Linked DNA regions of Homo sapiens: region 1 is linked to region 2. A link is a contact called in ENCODE Hi-C or POLR2A ChIA-PET data. All regions are on one chromosome and are shown on one strand. Each heading gives the region's core, a stretch centred on a gene start or an enhancer-like site at or near the end of the contact. The rest is flanking DNA. Distances are from core to core; before and after follow the strand shown. Region 1 has its middle 89 kb from the start of POLR1A. Region 2 holds the start of USP39 (ubiquitin specific peptidase 39).

Evidence for each region. Hi-C counts contacts between places; a loop is a spot of excess contacts on that map. ChIA-PET counts read pairs that join two places held with the same protein, here RNA polymerase II (POLR2A). Pooled maps may share reads with other maps.
Region 1: a pooled map shows a loop between it and region 2 (2.9-fold over the local background). The contact joins the enhancer-like site here to the promoter of USP39 in region 2. A Hi-C loop is called at or near these places in 1 of 50 pooled maps. POLR2A ChIA-PET finds 5 or more read pairs at or near these places in 2 of 52 experiments (K562 and endothelial cell of umbilical vein).

The regions. Positions count from the first base shown.
Region 1 is chr2:86,014,347-86,018,991 of GRCh38, forward strand. No RefSeq gene overlaps it. Among named protein-coding and RNA genes, the nearest start is that of POLR1A, 89 kb to the right of the region's middle. Within about 2 kb of position 2,970, at least 13 of the 41 ENCODE cell types and tissues checked have a DNase peak (open chromatin) inside an H3K27ac peak, as active enhancers do.
Region 2 is chr2:85,614,447-85,619,199 of GRCh38, forward strand. USP39 (ubiquitin specific peptidase 39) reads left to right here and starts at 1,740. Exons shown (of 13, transcript NM_006590.4): 1 at 1,740-2,017. The coding sequence starts at 1,750. RefSeq lists enhancers at 1,404-1,453, 1,484-1,533.

The sequences.
Region 1 (4,645 bases), core at 1,720-4,219, 400 kb after region 2:
AGAGACGTGATTGACTCCCAAGCCTGGGCAGGTCCCAGGTTCCAAACAGAACAGAAGTCCCTGAATCTTATTTCTACCACATTCAGTTGGTCAAAGCTAGTCACAGGCCAGCCCAGATTCAGTGCTGGTGGGGCCTACCTGACGGTGTGAATACAAGGAGGCTCAAGTCGCTGGGATCATTTCATAACACCCCACCACCACATCCAAGTTCCAGACAGGAAGAAAGGGAAAAACAAAGCCAAAGGCCAGAAGCACTTGCCACCTAGCTAGGCCTATCCTTTTGAACAAGCTTTCCCCGAAGTCTCATTCAGTGCCTTCCTCTGGTCCAGAGAAAGAAATGGGTCACATGACTATCCCTAGCTGCAAGGGAGTCTGGGAAACAGTATTTTAACCTGAGCACACTGACACCACCAATAAAATCCAAATTCTCAGTAAGGAAGAAGGAGAGGATAGATCTAGAGGAAGCAACTAGCAGGGCCTGCTTCAGAGGCCATGGAAGAGTTGGGGGGAACCACCACCACTAAGTGCTTTTATGGGAGAGAAGCCATGCTCAGCATGCACCAAATTATGAGAAAATGGAGAGGCTGGTTCATTAGGTCTGGGGTGGGGTCCAAGGTGTGCATCTCCAACATGCTCCCAGGGCTGCTGATCCTGGCAGTAGGAAGATCACACTTGGAGTGGCCCTAAACTGGGTTATACTGGGGTCACAAGCAACCCCACATGTCAGAGGTTTAAATAGCTGAGGTTTGTTCCTTACTCATGCAGCCTGTGCACTGTGAGTTGGCTGGGGCTTTGCGCCTGGGAGCCAGGTGGCCAGAGCATCTACCATCTGGAGCAGCACTGGTGACCAGGCCAGAGGGAAAGAAGTCATTCATGGCAAAGAATTAAGCAACTCTTAGAAGTCATTCAAGTCAAATGGCCATGCCCAACATCTGGCAGGGAGGGGAAGCCGGTACTGGTGAACCATACTACAGACTATGACAGCTTCACAGAAGAGATGGGATTTAAGCAGAGGGGTCTTTGAAGGATAAATAGGAGCTTACTCTGTAGAGAAGGGGCCAGAACATTCGAGGCTGAGGGAACATCATAAATAACTATAACACCAATGTTGAGCACCTGTCGTGTACCAGAAGCATTCAAATCGTTTCCTGACTGGTCTTCATGAGAACACTGAGATATTATTAGTCCATTTTATAGAAGAGGAGGCTGGGGGTCTGAGATCAGCTGGCCACTTGCTGAAGGTCACAGGGCCAGAAAGTGGGGCCCAGGAAATCAAACCCAGTGTCCTGGCCCTTCCCTCCCCTGCCACAGTGGAGTCATGGAGCCTCGTGACTGTGTGGAGTGTTTGCAGAATAATCTGTGTGATGCTCTTTCTCTGGAAATGGCCCCAACACCCAAAGGGTTTTTTGGGGGTGGATGGGGAATTATTAAGGGGTTGCAATATTTTTTTATTGTGGTAAAATACACACAATGTAAAAGTTATCATTTTCATCATTTTTAAGTGGCATCATTTTAAGTTCAGTGGCATTCAGTACATTCACATTATTGTGCAACCATCATCGCCATCCATCTCCAGAACTTTTTCATCTTTCATAATTGAAACTGCCTCCATTAAACATTAGTTGCCTATTCCCTCCTCACCCCAACTCCTGGCAACCACAATTCTAATTTCTGTCTTTAAGAATTGGAGTGTTCTAAGTACCTTATATACATGAAATCATATAGTATTTGTCCTTTTGTGTCTGACTTTTTATCTTAGAGTAATGTCCTCAAGGTTTACCCATGTTGTAGCGTGTGTCAGAATTTCATTCCTTTTTGTGGCTGAATAAGGTTCCATTGGATGTATATACAGTATTTTGTTTATTTATGCATCGGTCCATGGATACTTAGGTTGTTTCTACCATTTTGGCTATCGTCAATAATGCTGCTATGAGTGAACAAATATCTGTTTGAGTCCCTGCTTTGGGTCCTTTTGTGTATAGACCCAAAAATGGGATTCCTGGTTCTAGAGGAGTTTTTCTGTTTGTTTTGTTTTTTTAGACAAAGTCTCACTCTGTTGCCCAGGCTGGAGTACAGTGGCACAATCTCTGCTCACTGCTACCTCCACCTCCCAGGTTCAAGTGATTCTCCTGCCTCAGCCTCCCAAGTAGCTGGGATTACAGGCGCGTGTTACCATGTCCAGCTAATTTTTGTATTTTTATTAGAGATGGGGTTTCACCATGTTGGCCAGCCTGGTCTCAAACTCCTGACCTGTGATCCGCCCTCCTCGGCCTCCCAAAGTGCTGGGATTACAGGTGGGAGCCACCGCGCCTGGCAGGAGTTTTAAACATACAAGACAAAGGTGCCTGTGGGCTTCGTTGGGGTCTGGGAAAATGCTGCGCAGGAGCACTGCAGGAGGATGCCAGGCCCTAGGATGTCCTAGTTCATCTCCCTTCAGCTGGCTCTGGGGAGGAGGATCTGTGGGAGCCCCGCATCCCATCCAAGATACACAAAACTTCTCTGCCAGTTGTTTAACTGCTTCACAGGCACAGACCTTGTCCCCAAGGAGTCGGAATGTTCTCACGGGAAAACAGTCGATAACACACCCGAGTCTTCCTTTCCTTCATCTATAAAACAGAGGTGCTGGTGTCGCCCGCCTGCCTCACAGACAGTTGTGAAGTTTGAATGAACTAATGCCTGCAAAGGATGCAGAGAGAAGCTGGAGGCTCATTCTGCACCTGCTGCTGCTGTAGGCCTGCCACGCCCAGCCCGCTTGCGGGTCAAACTGGGGCGCTGACAGGAGCTGCTGTCTGCAGAGGCTGGGGGCCTCTGGGGCTATTTCCACAAACCCAGGAGAGTTCTGGGGCTGAAACAGCTAAAAAGAGGGCAGACCAGAGGTAAGATGGCTTCCTCATGACAGTTCTAGGGCCGAGGTTCTCAAACTGGAGCATGAGTGAAAATCCCCCTGATAGTGTTCAAACTCAGATAACAGCCTCCACCCTGCAGTTTCTGACTCGGGAGTCTGGGGTGCGGCCTGATAATTTGCATTGTAACAACTCCTCCTCCTCCGGCTCCTCTTCCTCTTCCTCCTTCTCTTCTTCTTTTTTTGAGACAGACTCTCGCTCTGTCACCCAGGCTGGGGTGCAGTGTCACGATCTCATGATCTCAGCTCACTGCAACCTCTGCCTCCTGCGTTCAAGCAATTTTCCTGCCTCAGCCTCCCAAGTAGCTGGGATTACAGGCACCCACCACCACGCCCAGCTAATTTTTGTATCTTTAGTAGAGACAGGGTTTCACCACATTGGCCTTCTGGTCTCGAACTCCTGACCTCAAGTGATCTGCCTGCCTCGGCCTCCCAAAGTGCTGGGATTATAGGTGTGAGCCCCCGCACCTGGCCTGCATTCTAACACATTCTTAGGGGCTGCCGTTGCTGCTTACCTGGGGACTTCACTGTGAGAACCACTGCTCTAGAAAATGAAGGAGAAAAAGATGTTCATTTTTGAGGACCGTGGACACATGGATTCCCTCCTCCTTCTCTTTTTTCCCTTTCCTTCCTTCTTTGTCCAATATTTAATTGAGCATTAAAATTGGGACTACAGAGAAAAAAAAAAGACAGAGTCTTGGCCTATAACAGAGAGTCTAGAGCTGGGCTGGCCAGATGGTCGCCGGCTGCCCAGGGACCCAGCCTGCTGTGACCGGACGCGGAGGAATCCCAATGAGTCAGCCTGCAGGTGGAAGGGAAACACCGTGTCCCAGGCCAGGGGCCAGGGCAGCTTGCCAGGTCCTGTGAGAGCCCAGGCAGAGCCCGGGCAGCCCTGTCCCTGGGGTTGGGTGGTCCCCAGGCGGCAGGACGCTGGGTGAGGAGCCGGTTTGTGGAAGAGCACCTGCGACAGGGCTGTGCCCGCCCAGGCCAGGCCTTCAGAGGCCACGATGGAAGGTGGATGAGAAGTACAGTGAGCAGGACAGACATCCTATGGGCAGTGGAATGGCCTTGGCTCAAGTTGTTCCATTTCCCCTTTTCAATACTCTGCCCCCCATGCTGAGCCCCGCAGGCTACCTTCCCATGGATCCACCCTCCAGGCTTCTGTAGCCTTCCATTCCCTCCCTCACCGACCTGGCTTTCATTCCTCAGGGGCCTCCTATTTTCAAAGGAGAGAACTAGCCACTTTGATCAGCACGACCTAGGAGATGTCACCCTACACCAGTCAGAACCCGAGGACGATGCCAGAGGTGCCCCACGCAAAGGCACATCTCCAAGAGGGGCAGCAGACCTGGCCTCCCCTTCACCACTAGATCCATTTCTTCAACTGTGAAATGGGGCCAACAGGACATGTGTCGCCGGGCTGTGGGGATTTGATGAGATGATATCACAAAGAGGTTCTTTGTAACTGGTACAGTCCATAGCCAGGTCCTCTCCGCAGGAAAGCCCCAAGGCTGGAAGATCCCTTTGGGTTAACCCACCACTATTTCCTCAAACTCTTCAATATTGACTTGTGCTTTGATTTGGGCCATCACTTGGGAGTCTCAGTTCCTTAAGGTGACTGCTTGTTATTCATTTGCTCTAATTTCATCTCTTGTGAGCTGCCAGCTCCCCAACTAGATAAACTGCAGACCCCACCCCCTAGTAGTCTCGTCTGTACCTCCTAGAGACATACCTTAGAAGAGG
Region 2 (4,753 bases), core at 490-2,989:
GAAGTTGCAGTGAGCCGAGATCTCACCAATGCACTCCAACCTGGGTGACAGAGCAAGACTCTGTATCAAAAAAATAAAATGTAAAGTAGTGAAAGTACAGCTACTCCATTGACAGAATAGGGCGTTCCTGAAAGTAAAAGGAGGAACGCATCCACCATGGCTACAATGCTTGTTTATATATAGGATAAAAAGATCATGGGGAGATGTGCTCTGCTACAAGGGTTTGTGATAAAGGATTAATTTTATTATTATATTTTGCAAGAAGAAATATTATCTTTAAAGCAAAATTAGGAATGCCTTTATTCTCCAGATATTGGGATATTAGGACACTCCCAAGTCTGGATCTGTTTAGTAAACATTATCTCTCTGTTCCCTTAACTGTAGACATCTCTAGGCTAGGAATACCTAACTTCCTGGGAATGCAGCCTGTCAAGGCCCAGCCTCATTTTCCTAACCCTCACTCAAGATGGAGTTGGTCTGGTTGAAACGCCTCTGACATATACCGCAAGTCAGAATTCAGTAAATTGCACACAGTGTGGTGTGGTGTGGTGTGGTGTGGTGTGGTGTGGTGTGGTGTGGTGTGGTGTGGGTATGACAGAGTTTCACTCTGGTTGCCCAGGCTGGAGTGCAATGGGGCGATCTCGGCTCATTGCAACCTCCGCCTCCCGGGTTCAAGCGATTCTCCTGCCTCAGCCTCCTAAGTAGCTGGGTTAACAGGCTCGTGCCACCACGCCCGGCTAATTTTTGTATTTTTAGTAGAGATGGGGTTTCACCATATTGGCCAGGCTGGTCTCCAGTCCTGACCTCAGGTGATCCGCCCGCCTTGGCCTCCCAAAGTGCTGGTATTATAGGCATGAGCCACAGCGCCTGGCCTAAATTGCACACTTTAAACATGTAGTTTGTTGTATGTCAATTATACCTCAATGGAACGGTTCAAACAAGCAAACAAGTTCAAGGCAGGTCCTGAGGTTAGAGCTTTATTAGCTTCATGGTAAATCTGCCTTTACCGGGCATTTGCGTTTTCATGGTACCAAGAACCTTCTAAAAGTAGAATTAGGGCTGTCAAGGGGATGATTTGGGAATGTCGCCTAGTTTTCCTGTGCAGGATTGTCAGCCCCCAAGCCGCGGAGACTGTGGGAAACGACCTCACGGTGGTGGTTTCGAGGCACAAATCTGGGGCCGAATGACAGCTTCTTTGTTTTTGAGACGGAGTTTCGCTCGTTGCCCAGGCTGGAGTGCAATGGCGCGATCTCGGCTCACCGCAACCTCCGCCTCCTGGGTTCAAGCGATTCTCCTGCCTTAGCCTCCCGAGTAGCTGGGATTACAGGCATGCGCCACAATGCCGGGCTAATTTTGTATTTTTAGTAGAGACGGGGTTTCTCCATGTTGGTCAGGTTGGTCTCGAACTCCCGACCTCAGGTGATCCACCCGCCTCGGCCTCCCAAAGTGCTGGGATTACAGGCGTAAGCCACCGCGCCCGGCCTGACAGCTTTTATCCAGAAAACTGTCGCCAGTAAAGGTTCCCGTCTCAGTAAACTGTAAACGACAGTAGGCCCACAGAAGGTTCTAAGGGGAGAGGAAGCCAGTGCAGGAACAGCACCGCCCACAAATTTTCTGCAGCGTGATTTGTCCCCAGTGGCGACTCGTAGAGAGTTCGGGGCTCGCTACCAGCCCCTCTCCTGATTGGCCTTGTGCCGCGCGCTCGAGCGTGCTTGGCGCCTGCGCTGGACGACTCGGCCGGTAGTGGAGATGTCCGGCCGGTCTAAGCGGGAGTCTCGCGGTTCCACTCGCGGGAAGCGAGAGTCTGAGTCGCGGGGCAGCTCCGGTCGCGTCAAGCGGGAGCGAGATCGGGAGCGGGAGCCTGAGGCGGCGAGCTCCCGGGGCAGCCCTGTGCGCGTGAAGCGGGAGTTCGAGCCGGCGAGCGCGCGCGAGGCCCCGGCTTCTGTTGTCCCGTTTGTGCGGGTGAAGCGGGAGCGCGAGGTCGATGAGGACTCGGAGCCTGAGCGGGAGGTGCGAGGTGCGCGGGGCCGGGCCGGGCTAGGCGCGAGAGCCTGTTTTTTTCGCGTCCTTTTTTCTTGTCTCTAATCTTCCGCTAGGTCACTGCGCCGGAGTTGGGGGAGGGGTGGGGTTGGGGTGGAGAAGAGGAGGGATCCAGACTCGACGATTCTGCTGTTCGACTTGTTCTGATGAAGACAGTACCCTTCTCAATAATCGTATAGTATTTCTTTTTTCTTTTTTTTTTTTTTTTTGAGATGGAGTCTCATTCTGTCACCCAGGATGGAGTGCAGTGGCGCGATCTCGGCTCACTGCAACCTCTGCCTCCCCGGTTCAAACGATTCTCCTACCTCCGCCTCCCAGGTAGCTGGGATTACAGGCGCCCACCACCGCTCCCGCCACCACGCCCGGCTAATTTTTTGTGTTTTTAGTAGAGAAGGGGGTTTCATCGTGTTAGCCAGGATGGTCTCGATCTCCTGACTTCGTGATCCGCCCGCCTCGGCCTCCCAAAGTGCTGGGATTACAGGCGTGAACCACCGTGCCCGGCCAAACGTATGGTATTTCTAACTGCAAAAATCGTAACAACAGCAGCTTCCCTTTATCGAATGCCCGATGTGGGGGCTCAGTGCTGATTTTACAAGTGTTACTTCCTTCCATTTTAAAAAAGAATTTTTTTTTTTTTTTTTGCGTTTTAAGAGAAGCAAGTCTCGCTATGTTGCCTAGGCTGGTCTCGAACTCCTGGACTCAAGTGTTCCACTCACCTCGGCCTCCCAAAGTGCTGGGTTTACAGGCGTGAGCCACCGTGCACGGCTTTCCTTCAGTTTTTACATCTAAGGTCTTGTAATTTCTGTAATCAAGATATTCAGAATGCTTGAGCAATAGGCACCTCTACTAAAGTATGGATTATGTAGCACTTTTTAAGCTGAATAAAGTCTGGAGACAATTTTCCATTAGTCTCTTGAGTTTGTGCACGTACTGCGACCATTGCCTGACTGCCTTTTCTCCTGGACTCTCGTTAAGGATGTTCGTGTAGTGAGCAGCCTTGGAAGATAGAAATGGTGTCTCCCTACAAAACGAGGAGACAAGGGCACAATCCCTTATAAAAGATTTGGGGCAGGGTGTGGTGGCTCACACCTGTAATCGCAGCTACTCTATAGGATGAGGTAGAGTTCAAGACTAGGATAGGCAACAGAGCGAGACCTCGTTTGAAAAAATGGTTAATGGTTCAGATTCTCTAAGCACGGGGTTCGTCTCCTGTAAGGCAGCTCACTGTGTGCATGGGTTCTCCTCACTTTGCCTTGTGGGAATTCACTTGGAAAACTGACACCAATGCTATATTCCGGCTACTGTCATTGCTCTAATAAACTGTCCTTTATTTCAGGCCAGGTAGTCACATGCTTTCCATCAGCATTCATAAAACTGTGACAGGCTAACTTGTTAGCTTGCGAGTAGGGTAAGATCTGAGACCCACTCAAGTTTTTGACAAGTGGTAGATTTATAGATACACATGTACATTCTTTTTTTTTTTTTTGAGACAGTTTCACTCTTGTTGTCCAGGCTGGAGTGCAATGGCACGATCTCAGCTCACTGCAACCTCTGCCTCCCAGGTTCAAGCAATTCTCCTGTCTCAGCCTCCCAAGTAGGCTGGGATTACACGTGCATGCCACCATGCCCGGCTAATTTTTGTATTTTTTAGTAGAGATGGGGTTTTATTATATTGGTCAGGCTGGCCTTGAACTCCTGACCTCAGGTGAGCCGCCTGCCTCTGCCTCCCAGAGTGCTGGGATTACAGGCATGAGCCACTCACCCAGCCACTCTTTAAACTACGTAGTACATTTGTGGCCGGGCGCAGTGGCTCACGCCTGTAATCCCAGCACTTTGGGAGGCCAAGGAGGGTGGATCGCAAGGTCAGGAGTTCGAGACCAGCCTGGCCAACATGGTGAAACCCCGTCTCTTCTAAAAGTATGAAAATTAGCTGGGTGTGGTGGCTTGTGCCTGTAGTCCCAGCTACTCGGGAGGCTGAGGCAGGAGAATTGCTTGAATCCGGGAGGCGGAGGTTGCTGTGAGCTGAGATCGCGCCATTGCACTCCAGCCTGGGGGACAGAGCGAGACTCCGTCTCAAAAAAAAAAAAACAAAAAAAAAACGAAACACACAACTATATGGTACATTTGTATTACAATTAGTTTATTTTAGTGCTTGTGACATATTTCATATTTTTCATGCTTTATGGGATTTCTTTATGTAAAATGCAAACAAATCTTCTGTTGATTTTATGTATACCAAATATATTCTCCCAGTTTGTGGCTTGTTCTATTAGTGGGCTTTTTTCTTTTCTTTTTTTTTTGAGAGGGAGTTTTGCTCTTGTCGCCCAGGCTGGAGTGCAGCGGTACGATCTCTGCTCACTGCAACCGCCTTCTCCCAGGTTCAAGCAATTATCCTGCCTCAACTTCCTGAATAGCTGGGATTACAGGCACCCACCACCATGCCTGGCTAATTTTTGTGTTTTTTGTAGAGACGGGGTTTCACCATAGTTGGCCAGGCTGGTCTTGAACTCCTGACCTCAGGTGATCCACCCATCTCGGTTTCCCAAAGTGCTGGGATTATAGGCATGAGCTACCGCGCCCGGCTAGTGGACTTTTTTTTCGATATTGTTGCCACCCAAACAATAGGAACTCATCTTGATTAGTTTTTCCCATTTCTGTTTCTTTTTTTGTTCTGTTAGTTGGCCCTGAGTATAGGTTTCCCATTTTCAAAGCC